Linked DNA regions of Homo sapiens: regions 2 and 3 are each linked to region 1. A link is an interaction called in ENCODE POLR2A ChIA-PET data of the cell type or tissue named here. Cell type or tissue: PC-9. All regions are shown on one strand.

The links. ChIA-PET counts read pairs that join two places held together with the same protein. Peaks named below come from ENCODE experiments on the same cell type or tissue, not always from the same donor. Only the 100,000 strongest peaks of a DNase experiment are listed, where the experiment ranks them.
Region 2: POLR2A ChIA-PET joins it to region 1 with 11 read pairs; 8 of 35 experiments call an interaction of 5 or more read pairs at or near these places.
Region 3: POLR2A ChIA-PET joins it to region 1 with 10 read pairs; 3 of 35 experiments call an interaction of 5 or more read pairs at or near these places.

What each region holds. Positions count from the first base shown.
Region 1 is chr16:22,230,734-22,234,733 of GRCh38, forward strand. All of the region lies in intron 2 of EEF2K (eukaryotic elongation factor 2 kinase), which reads left to right. Among named protein-coding and RNA genes, the nearest start is that of EEF2K, 26 kb to the left of the region's middle. In PC-9, no CTCF peak of the experiment used is centred here; DNase peaks (open chromatin) are centred at 1,928 and 2,228; H3K4me3 peaks cover 867 bases; H3K27ac peaks cover 2,513 bases.
Region 2 is chr16:22,005,710-22,009,709 of GRCh38, forward strand. MOSMO (modulator of smoothened) reads left to right here and starts at 2,402. Exons shown (of 3, transcript NM_001164579.2): 1 at 2,402-2,698. The coding sequence starts at 2,593. RefSeq lists a silencer at 2,194-2,433. In PC-9, no CTCF peak of the experiment used is centred here; a DNase peak (open chromatin) is centred at 1,912; H3K4me3 peaks cover 2,596 bases; H3K27ac peaks cover 649 bases.
Region 3 is chr16:22,325,486-22,329,485 of GRCh38, forward strand. It overlaps POLR3E (RNA polymerase III subunit E), which reads left to right. Exons shown (of 21, transcript NM_018119.4): 18 at 276-793; 19 at 3,025-3,102. Among named protein-coding and RNA genes, the nearest start is that of POLR3E, 30 kb to the left of the region's middle. In PC-9, no CTCF peak of the experiment used is centred here; no DNase peak of the experiment used is centred here.

The DNA of each region.
Region 1 (4,000 bases):
CAGGCTAGTCCAAAGATGAAGATGATTCTATGTGATTTGACCTTTTTTGTTGTTGTTATTGTTTTACATTTTTTTGTAGAGAGAGGGTCTCATACTATGTTGCTTAGGCTGGTCTTGAACTCCTGGGCTCAAACAATCATCCCACTTCAGCTTCCCAAAGGGGGATTACAGGAGTGAGCCACCACGCCTGGCCATGATTTCACTCTAAAACAGTGCCTACTATTACATATAGTATGTGTGTGTGCAAATCCATAAAGAGCCTTTGGCACAAGCCTGGTCCATAATAAAGTCAAAAAATGTTAGCATTTTTATATATGTAGTTAAGTTAAAAAGCAAGTTGAAATATAGTATGATGCTTTTTTTTTTCTTTTCTGAGACAGAGTCTTGCTCCATCACCCAGGCTGGAGTGCAGTGGTGCAATCTCGGCTCACTGCAACCTCTGCTTCCCAGGTTGAAGCAATTCTCCTGCCTCAGCCTTCCGAATAGCTGGGATTACAGCCGCCCGCCACCACGCCTTGCTAATTTTTTATTTGTTTATTTATTTATTTATTTTTTGTATATTTAGTAGAGACGGGGGTTTCACCACGTTGGCCAGGCTGGTCTTGAACTCCTGACCTCGTGATCCACCCACCTCGACCTCCCAAAGTGCTGGGATTACAGGCATGAGCCACCACGCCCGACCTGATCCTATTTTTATTAAAAATGTATATACATATATATTGGTATCTGCATAGCAAAAACCATTTGAAGGGGAAGTTTGCACCCAGCAGTTAGTGGCAGTTCTCTCTATGGGAGAGGTACCATTAAAGGGGGGCTTTGTATATTTTTTAAACATTTTAAACTTTTAAAGTTACACATATGTATCACTTATGTGGAGAAAAAGATGTTGTTAAGAAAAATAAAGTAAAATAACCAGGTAACTTCCTCTTCCTCAAATACATTGATAAATACCCCCTCCTCAAAACTCATCACTTCTGGCCGGGCACGGTGGCTCACACCTGTAATCCCAGCACTTTGGGAGGCTGGGGCAGGTGGATCACGAGGTCAGGAGTTTGAGACCAGCCTGACCTACATGGTGATACCCTGTCACTACTAAAAATACAAAAATTAGCCAGGCATGGTGGCACATGCCTGTAATCCCAGCTACTCAGGAGGCTGAGCCAGGAGAATCACTTGAACCTGGGAGGCTGAGGTTGCAGTGAGCCAAGATCGCGCCATTGCACTCCAGCCTGGGCAACGAGAGCGAAACTCTGTCTTAAACAAACAAAAAAAAAAAAAAAAAAAAAAGCTTCATCACCAGGATGGGAGTGTCTTCTAGGTCCCTCCGCTCCAGGACCTTTCTAGGCTCTGTTCATCCCCTCCACTCACACACATCTGGAAGCTCCTGGAATGGGCTTCCCTTTTTCACACCTCTGCCTTATAAAATTTCTTTCAACTGATGTCCTGGTCTATCAAAATTACAGTTCTGCCTCCTTCAGAACCCAGCTTTAATTTTTATTTTTTTAATTTTAAAGACAAGGTCTTGCTGTGTTGCCCAGGCTGGAGTACAGTGGCATGATCATAACTCACTGCAGCCTCTAACTCCTGGGCTTGAGCGATCCTCCCACCTCAGCCTCCTGAGTAGCTGAGACCACAGGCGTGCACCACCACACTTGGCCAACTTCTTAATTTTTTTTTGGAACGATGGGGTCTCATTACGTTGCCCAGGCTGGTCTTGAACTCCTGGCCTCAAGCAGTCCTCCTGCCTCAGCTTCCCAAAGTGTTGGGATTACAAGCATAAGCGATTGAGCCTGGCCCAGAGCCCAGATTGAAGACAACCTTTCCAGGCTTTCTGCTCTGCCTTCCGTGGGGCTCTTAGCAGACCTTTATGTGTGTGAGTCATTCTCCAGTGTCGTTCTTTGTTTGAGTCAGCACCTGACTGCAAGAGTAGGGTTGTGTCTGATGCGACCTCCATTCCCTTGGTCCTGCGTAGTAGGACTTGATAAAATGTTTGACTGTGTGTGGACGGGAGTTGGCACTTCATTGCTTACTTTCTAGGTTATCGAAAGCAGGCTCTGTTGGGTTAGTGTTGCCAGGGGTGGCTTCAGAGGGAGACAACAGCTCAGCTTTCCAACCTTTGTTCCCTCAGCATCCCATAAACCTAAGTGGTTTTTTTTTTAACGCACTGTGACCTGGAAACTTGGATTGTTTAACCAAAATGGCCCGCTGGCCTCCCTCCAAGGAACACACCCAGCAGGTATTGGGTGTGGATTGTGAAAGGTCAGATTCTATCGCTGTCAAGCCCAGCCTTCTGCCCAAGCTCCCGTGGAGACGTGGCAGAACCATTCAGGGGGCCGCCCTCTCCATAGAATATCAGGCAGTCATCCAAAGATGTTTATAGAGTTTATGATAACGTGGGAAAGTGCCTCTGCTCCAGAGTTAAATCTAAAAAGAATACAGCATGATTATAGCTCTGTGAAACTCGCACGTACACATACAGCCAAGGCCTGAGGGGAAGCACATCACCAGGGCAGCAGGAATTGTCTTTGGATTGGATTAGGAGGGACTGTGTTCCTTTTCTCCTTCTCTGTCATTTCTACATTTTCTAGAATAAGCATAGGGAGCAAATACATGTTTTTAATTTGTTATTAAGGTGGGAAATTTTATTTTTAAATATTATTTTCAGCCAGGTGCACTGGCTCATGTCTGTAATCCTAGGACTTTTGGCGGCCGAGGCAGGTAGATCACTTGAGGTCAGGAGTTCGAGACCACCCTGGCCAACATGGTGAAACCCCGTCTCTACTAAAAATACAAAAAAAAAAAAAATAGCCGGGCATGGAGGTGGGCACCTATAATCCCAGCTACTCCACAGGCTGAGGCAGGAGAATCACTTGAACCTGGGAGGCAGAGGCTGCAGTGAGAGATTGCACCACTGCCCTTTAGCCTAGGCAACAGAGCGAGACCCTCTCCCCTGCCCCCTGGCAAAAAAATATTTTCCTGATCTGAGAATATCTCAGAGCTCATTCCACATCAATACACATAGATCACCTTATTTAAAAAAATTTCTTTTGAGATAGGGTTGCCCAGGCAGAAGTGCAGTGGTGTGATCATAGCTCACTGCATTGAAATCCTGGGCTCAAGTGATCCTCCCACCTCAGCCTCCCGAGTAGCTGGGACCACAGGCATGCACCACCATGCCCAGCCTGTTGTTGGTTATTTAATGGCTGAATATCATTTCATTGTTGGAAGCACCATAATAAATGTAGCCAGCCCCTCCTTGTAGGGTATGTAGGTTATTTCCAGTCTTGTCCTGCCACAAACAGCACTTCCTTGTGCATGTGTCTTTGCACCCATGAATGGGCGTGCCCACCAGAGGACCCCCCCCAGAGGTGAACTGGCTAGGCAAAACGTTTGTGTGTTTAAACTGGGATAGGTGTTGTCGGTTGCTCCTCAAAGAGGTTACACCATCGTGTGTGCCCCCCATGATGGGTGGGTACACCTGCTTCCCATGCCCTTATTTGGCCAACTTTGGTGATTACACTCATACTTGTAACCCACTGAGGGCAGCTCTAACAGCATGATCAAAGAATAATGATTGCCTTGGGAGGCCGAGGCTGGTGGATCACCTGAGGTCAGGAGTTGGAGACCAGCCTGACCAATATGGTGAAACTTCATCTCTACTAAAAATACAAAAATTATCTGGGCGTGGTGGTGTGAGACTGTAGTCCCAGCTACTCAGGAGGCTGAGGCAGGGGAATCACTTGAACCCGGGAGGCGGAGGTTGCAGTGAGCCAAGATCGCACCACTGCACTCCAGCCTGGGCAACAGGAAAAAAAAAAAAAAATTTTAGCAGTTTTTGGAAATATAATTCACATGCCATACAATTTACCCATTTAAAATGTACTATTCAAAGCCTTTGAGTATATTCATAAAATTATGCATCCATCACCACAACCACTTTTAGAACATTTTACCCAAAAACTAAATTCTATACCCCTTAGCCATCACGCTCTAATATACA
Region 2 (4,000 bases), 230 kb before region 1:
GAAATCTGTAAACAGTTTGGCCCCTGCCAACCCCACCTCCCATTCTGGATGGTAGGAAGGTTTGGGATAGGTGACTATTCTCTGTACTGATGTGCAGCCATTAGTATGATAAAAATGTTTTAAATTCTTTTAACTCAATACTGGTTGTTCTTGTGCTTTAATCTTAGACCCAGAACCATTTGTAAAGGGTAAAAGGAAGAACTGTATTATTTATTTATTTTATTTATTAGAGACAGGGGTCTCACTGTGTTGTCCAGGCTGGTCTTGAACTGCTGGACTCAAGTGATCCTCCCACCTCAGCTTCTGGAGTAGCTGGGATTATAGGTGCAAACCACCACGCTTGGCTACTTGTATTTATTGTAAACACAAGAACCCAATCATCATCATTCTATTCAGCTGGAGTTAGAATATGTGCAAACTGTTCAAACATTCAGCCCTAGGATTCTTCTAAGCTGGCCAGTAGAGAACATCAGTGGATATTATCTGGGAATTTAGTCCTGTATAGTTACAGTTTCTTCTATCACTGGGCAATAGAAAACCCCAACAAGAAGCCAAATATGACTCAATTAAATTTCTCCAGTACTTATTTAAAAAAAGAAGAAAAGAAAAAAGAAACTGAAGACTATTGCAGTAATGTGATATGCATTATATCTGGATCCTTGGAGTATATGAATTATCTTGTGTCAATTTCTGTGGCAGAGGAAAAATAAATTGTATAATAACAAAAAAAAAAAACCTTTCCCCCAAGAGACCAATGTTTGGACAGAAAAGTCAATATAGACCAGCAATCAAACCCTTCCTTCTCCCAGCTATGTAGTGACACTGATACTCTGTTGCACATTTCTGCAAGGCTGTTGGATTTGGTGGAATTTGAAACCTCCTGAATTTTGTGGACATGTAAGCATTCCAAAAATAGAGACAGATGTCACTCTTCTAGGTCCTTCTAGAGACGACCTATGTGGCATTTAAGGAGAAAATGAGTGTTTCATCTCCATCTGCTGCACGGAGTACCATTAGGGAGAGCTGGATCAAACGTCAGGGTTAGTGGTGATTCGGCCCATGAGCTGTGGAAGAAAAGAAAACCTCCACCATAGCATATGCTGACAAATTATGCAAATGCCTTATTTTCCTGTTTATTCATCCAACTTAAGACGCTGCACACACAACTCAGTAAACGGGATCATAACACCTGGTTGCTCAGGTCAAAAACTTATTCTTGAGTTCTCTTTCAACTCCTTCCCCATTATCAGCAGGTCCTTCCCTCTATCTACAAAACATCCAAATCTGTCCATTCCTCTCCATCTTCACTACTCTCACCCTAGCCAAAGCTACACTTCTCTCTCGTGGACTACTTGGCCTCTTAACTGGCGTCCCTGTTGTCATCTTTGCCTTTCCCCCATACAAGCTACACTATGGATCTTCACAGATTAAGTAAGATCATGGGATTCTGCAAACACCCTCCATTGCCTTCTCATTGCACTCAGAACAAAATCCAAGGCCCCCAAAGCCCTACACCTAGCCTCTGCCTACCTCTTGTCATACTACTCTCCTGCCACACAGGCCATTTTGCAATTCCTTGGACACGCTGATCTCTTTCTGCCCCCCTCCCCTAATGATCTTTGCATTGGCTGTTCCCTCTGTCTGGTCTTGCGCCAGGTCTTCAAAGTGCAGATCTTTACGATCGTGATGGTCTCAGCGGAAATGCATCCTTCCCTATCGCAGGTATCGCTCCGACTCCCATCACACTGACCTCCATTGAATTCAGGGATCTGCACCTGAAATTATCTTTATTTTACAGATAGGTTCTTAATGTGTTTCTGTCTCTTCCCACCAGAACGTGAGCTCCCCAAGAGCGGGCGCCTTGCCTCTGTCCACTCCAGCACCTCTGCACCTACAACGTCTGACGAAGAGGGGTTGTCGAAAGCTATTTGCTAAATGGGGCAATCCTGGGAGCTGACGGCCGCGGAACGGGCAATGAGAATACAAGGTGACAGGGACCGCGCGGGGCCCGGAGTCGCTCGGCGGGAGTCGGGGCCCGCCTCCTGCTGGAAGACGGGCAGCTCCCCACTCTCATTCCAGTTTTGCTTCTGAGGGGCTCAGGAGGGGCCGCAGCCTGTGCCCAGTCATCAACATCAACAATCTTATTAGTGGGCAGAAAGCCAAGAGGTGGCGTGGCCTGCCAGAAGAGACCGGGACCCGGGCAGGGACCGGAGCCGGGCCGGTCGGGTCCGGGTCCAGAACGTAGAGGCGGGCGGTGCGGGGAGGGGCCCAGGGCGGCCGGCCGAGCCGGGAGGACGGAGCTGGGGCGCGGCGGCTGGGGAGCCGGGACCGGCCTCGCCAACGCCGCGGCTTCGCTTCCGGGTGAGGGGCGGGCGGGCCGAGCAGTTCCGGGGCGGGCGGCGGTTCCGTCTGTGCGGGCCGCGCCGCGGCTGCTGGTCCCGGGCGCGCGGAGGGCGCGAGCGGCGCGCGGGGGCCGAGGGGGCGCGAGGCAGCGGCGCGGGGACTCCGGGCCCCGGCGGCGGCCCATGGGGCGGGAGGCGTGAGGCCGCTGCCTGTCCGGGGCTCGGGGGGTGGGGGGAGCGGGGCGGGGAGATGGATAAACTGACCATCATCTCAGGATGTCTCTTTCTGGCCGCCGATATCTTCGCCATCGCCAGCATCGCCAACCCGGACTGGATCAACACCGGGGAGTCTGCGGGTGAGCCGCTGGCGCGCCGGGCCGGGCGGGGGATTGGCTGAGGGCGACGCGAGAGAGGGGAGACCCGGACTGAGGAGAGGACGGGGTGGAGGGTCCCGGCCGGAGGCTAGCCTGAGGAGACCGGGGGCGGAGGGGAGACCCGGGCCGCGGAGGAAAGGGATGGAGGAGAGGAAGCCGCCGGGCGCCAGCGGGACCCCCGGGCTGAGGGGAGAGGCGCCCCAGGCCGGGTGAAAAGTGGCCGAGGAGACCTGGGCTGGGCTGGCAAGTCCCGGACCGGGGAGGAGGGGAGCAGCCCTCCGATGTGAGGGATCGCAGAGGAATGAGCTTCGTTCTGGATTAAAAAAAAAAAAAAAAAAGTCAAGGTGGGAGACGGGAGGAAACTGAGGCTCCTGCAAGGGAATTAGAAACCAGGCGGAGAGGCTAGGGCTGAGAGTGAGGCAGCCTGCGGGGCAGTGCGGGAGCCACTAGAGAGCTGGTGGGCGAGGGGAGGCCGAGAGGGATCAGGTCCGACCCCAGACCCTCCACCACCAGAGGAAGCTGCGGCCGGGGGCGAGCCCGGGCTGCGGGCGCTGACCCCACCAGGCAGGGTGAATGGTGGGTGCTGGGAGAGCTGGTGGGGTTGGTGGGAGTGGGGGGCGCCGGATTGGAGCCCCTCTGCACCGCCGCCCCCGCCCATCCCCTGCCCGCTTGGCAATGTTTGAGAAGCTTGTGGCTTCGGATTTTCCCTTTGAAGTGTGTATGTGGTTATAATTCTGCTTTATTTTAGGCCCGGGAGCTATAATACTACTAATAATAAACCTCATTTTATGGAGCGTCTTTCATTCCAGCGCATCACAAAAACGCTGGAGAGCTCTTAATAGTAGTTACAAAATTAAATAACACATTACAGTTGCAGGCAGCCCGGCAGCGGGAGCAGTGCTTGCTGTACCACCACGGAGCTGTGGGCGGGAGAGGCAAGGTGGTGCCCTCGGGAAAGAGGCGGGCATCTTTCTGAAGGGTACCCCAGGTGAATGCGCTTCCAAGATTTTTCTCAGCTTGGGCCACTTCTTTCCCTGTTACCTCTTCTCCCTCCCCTCTTCCCCCGCCTCTCTTTCTCCCTCTCTCCCAGACCTGTGAGACCAAACCTTAATTAATGTAAACAGCTGTCAGGAGAGCTGCTCCGATTTAAGGAATGGTCTTGTTTTTTAACTGCTTGTTCAGTGCAGGTGAAGGAACTTTTGGAGGGTTGGGAATGTCAAGCTCCCTCCATGGATAATTTCTTATAAAAATGCGGCCGGGCGCGGTGGCTCACGCCTGTAATCC
Region 3 (4,000 bases), 95 kb after region 1:
TCTGGGTTCCAGGTCTCTGAGGCTCACTCACCCTCTTGGGTCAACAAGCGGGCCCGGAAGAGCTGCTGGGGGGAGGAACTCAGCAGCACCCTTCCCCGCATGACTCTCGGCACGCTGGGACGGTTCTCTCTTCCACTGATGGGGTGGCTGATTTTCGAGAAAGGTTGGGGATGAGACCAGGACGGGACCACTTGCTGCAGCCCCGCGGTCCCCTGCTGGGCTTTTGGCTTCAGATCCCTGTGCCCTCCTGAGCAGTGCTGCCTCCCTCCCCGCAGGGCCTGCCGGGCTGGTCTGTGGGGACCAGCGGATCCAAGTAGCCAAAACCAAGGCCCAGCAGAACCACGCGTTGCTGGAGCGGGAGCTGCAGCGGCGGAAGGAGCAGCTGCGGGTGCCTGCGGTCCCGCCCGGTGTGCGGATCAAGGAGGAGCCCGTGAGCGAGGAGGGCGAGGAGGACGAGGAGCAGGAGGCGGAGGAGGAGCCCATGGACACTTCCCCCAGCGGCCTCCACAGCAAGCTGGCCAACGGGCTGCCTCTCGGGCGGGCTGCGGGCACAGACAGCTTCAACGGGCACCCGCCCCAGGGCTGCGCCAGCACCCCTGTGGCTCGGGAACTGAAGGCCTTCGTGGAGGCCACCTTTCAGAGACAGTTTGTGCTCACGCTGAGCGAACTCAAGCGCCTCTTCAATCTGCACTTGGCCAGCCTGCCCCCCGGCCACACACTCTTCAGCGGCATCTCGGACCGCATGCTACAGGACACGGTGCTGGCCGCCGGTTGCAAGCAGATACTGGTGCCTGTAAGTAGAGCCCTGCCTGCCAGGGGCATGGGGGGTGGGGGGTGGGGAGAACCAGCTGTTGGGAGGCCACGTGGGGACACGGGAGGCCATGCTTGGTGAGCATCTGCTCTCACGTGGGCCTAGGTGTGACATGGGCAAGTCAGCCTCTCTGAGGCTCTATTCTCATGAAATGGGATCATGTTGGGTTTTATGTCACAGGACTGTGGTAGGGGCTAAATACGGTGTCTGAAGGCCCGGCCTATTGCCTGGCCTGCAGCAGGGCCTAGTGAAACAGGGCCCCTGCCTGGTTTCTCACCCTGTCCCCCACCAAGAACACCTGTTTCCTACTAGCTTTGCCATTGTTTGGAATGATTTAACTTCTAAGATCGTTTGATCTTCTTTGCAATCTGCAGATGAAGAAACTGAGGCTCCAAGGAATGAAATGTACGTTTAAAGGTCACTACCTAGGAGGTAGTAGAGCTGGAATTTGGACCTCAGTATAGTGGCCTGGAGTTTTGAATCCTTTCTGCTCAGCTAAGATGAGCTGCTTCCCCACAGCTGCGCCACGCCCCAGCTTGGGCCTGGGTCCTGGCGGCCTCCCTGTGCATCAGAAGCAAGCTGACCAGCTCAGCGCTGTGCTCTCAGCACTTCCAGTGCCAGGCCTTGAGTGTGGTATTGCAAGCCTCCTGCCCCTTCCCCCTGGGCTGCTTTTCTGTCACTGGGAGGGGCCCTGACGGGGGAGCAGAGTGCTTGCTGGGGACCGTTTCCCTGCGCTGAGGATAGAGAGCGCCAGGTGCTGCCTGAGGCACGCCTTTCCCGTGCTCCTTTTCCACAAGGCTCTGCCCAGACCTGGCAGCAAAATGGGGTGAGGTGGGGCTGTGGTGGTCTCTAAGAAAGCATTGATGTTTTCATTGCCAAGGTCAGGAGCGGGCCTGCAGCCTTGGGTGATGATCTGAGGCCAAGGCCCATCCCTGTGTATGAGGAATAGAAACTAGGACAGGAGGCCTTGTGGAGCCTAGGCTGTCTCAGGGGATCGGCCCTGCTGGCAGGCAGCCCCCTGTGGGAGGTACTGGCAGAGTTCGGAGCTCCTGCCCACCCAGCACATGGGTCTGGGTCTCCACAAGCTCACCTTTCTTCATGAGCTGGGCCAGGACAGGCAGGACACCTGCCTGACATTAGTTGTTTTGGGCCGCTGGAGTGGACAGAGGTGAGGGGTGGGACATGGCCACCCTCAGACACCCTCACCCCTCCTTCCGGACCCCCTCTGTCCATGTTGCTTTGGGGTGGGGCCAGCGTCTCCAGGAGACACCATGGCCCTAACTGTAATGCTCTCCTTGCCATCCTGACAAGGAGACTGTATTGTAGTCACATCCAAGACGTAAGAGACCTCCGATCCCAGCCACCTCTGTGTTGTACATGAGGGAGCTGAGGTCCAGGGCAAGTGAATAGATCGAGAACTTGACTTGAACTCCTGGTTCTGCTGCTTATTAGCTGTGTGACCATGGACAGTGAGCAAACCTCTCTGAGCTTACTTTTCCCCATGTACTACCTCCCCAGTTTCTAATGCTCAAATGCAAATGTGTATTGGAGGCCTCACAGGGCTTTTACTGGTAGTAACCATTATTGCTACTTGTGTGATGGAACCAGGACTGGAAACTACCATCCCAGATGCCCCCTCCCCTGTCCCCTTCTCTCCAGGACCCAGGCCTGTGTCACACTTGTCCTGGTCTACCTTTGGACCAAGTGGCCTGGATTGCTTGGGAGTCAGGCAGTGCCTCTAACCCACACTGACATGGTACATGTGGGAAGCAGTTGAAAAGAACCCCCAGGGTACCCCAAGAGTTATGGGGAAGGGGGCGCCCCTCCATCAGGGTTGGCATCTTCAGGAGGGAGGACTCTGGGTGTTAAAGCACAGTTGAGTTGGTGCCAGGCTGATGGGAAACAGACGCAGCTTCCCCACTGTACGGAGGATATCTGCAGACTCGAAGCCGGGCATTTCACTGGGCCCATCACACTCCCCCTCTCGCTGAAGCCCTGTCAGGCCCTGGGGGGTGTGCTGGCCTCCTCCCCATGGTGAGGTGAGAGGCACAGGTTTGTGGCTGCCCAAGGCCCTCAGAGATGGTGAGTAGCAGAAGCTGGGATTGGAACCCATGTTCCTGCATCTGGGCTGGGGCAGACAGGGAGGGATGAGGCAAGCAAATGGATCCATGGGGTAGAGATGGACAAGCAACTCACCCCTGGGCCTTGGTCAGTTTCCCCCCCAGACTGCTGCTTCCCCGGATGAGCAGAAGGTGTTTGCCCTCTGGGAGTCTGGAGACATGAGTGATCAGGTGAGGTGAACTTTGCTGCCATCTTCCCGAAGAGCCAGGGGGGTTTCCTGCAGCGTTGGAGGCCTTGGGGGACATGTGCACCCAAAGTGCAGCCACACATTTCAGATTTTCTGGCACACTCGGTTTTAAATATCCTGCTCCAACTCTGTACGCTAACAAAATAAGCTGTATGTGCCAATAGTTTGAACCTAAACCAGTGGTTCCCAGATGCCAGTCTGTGAGCCAGCTCCATCAGAATCATCTTTTAAAAAATACAGGCTGGGCGTAGTGGCTCACGCCTGTAATCCCAGCACTTTGGGAGGCCAAGGTGGGTGGATCACCTGAGGTTGGGAGTTTGACACCAGCCTGACCAATATGGTGAAACCCCATCTCTACTAAAAATGCCCATAGTCGTGGGAGGCTGAGACAGAATTGCTTGAACCTGGGAGAGAGAGGTTGCAGTGAACCGAGATTGCACCACTGCACTCCAGACTGGGCGACAGAGCAAGACTGTGTCTCAGAAAGAAAAAAAAAAAAAACATAGATTCAGTTCTGTTCAGTAGGTATGCGGTACTGTCCTAGGTATCTGAATTTCTGTAAAGCTTCCTGAGCAACTCTGATCCAGCCAGGCTTATAGAGCACTGGTGAAGCACATTTCTCAGGCGGCCTCTGGCAGCAGGAATCAAAAGGATTCCTTGTCAGATGTCAGGTCCTGGACTTTTAGGTTAAAGAAATTGGTCATTTTGCCTCTAGTCATACTGTGATGGGGAGGGTCACAGGTGTCCAGTGCCCAGAAATGTGAGTGGAAGCAGCAGCGCCTTGCGTGTGTGTGGTGTAGTCATGGACCCTGCATCCCAGCTTTTCTTAGGCCGTGAACGTACCTAATTTGATGGTCGAAACGCCAGTCGGTCTGACCGTG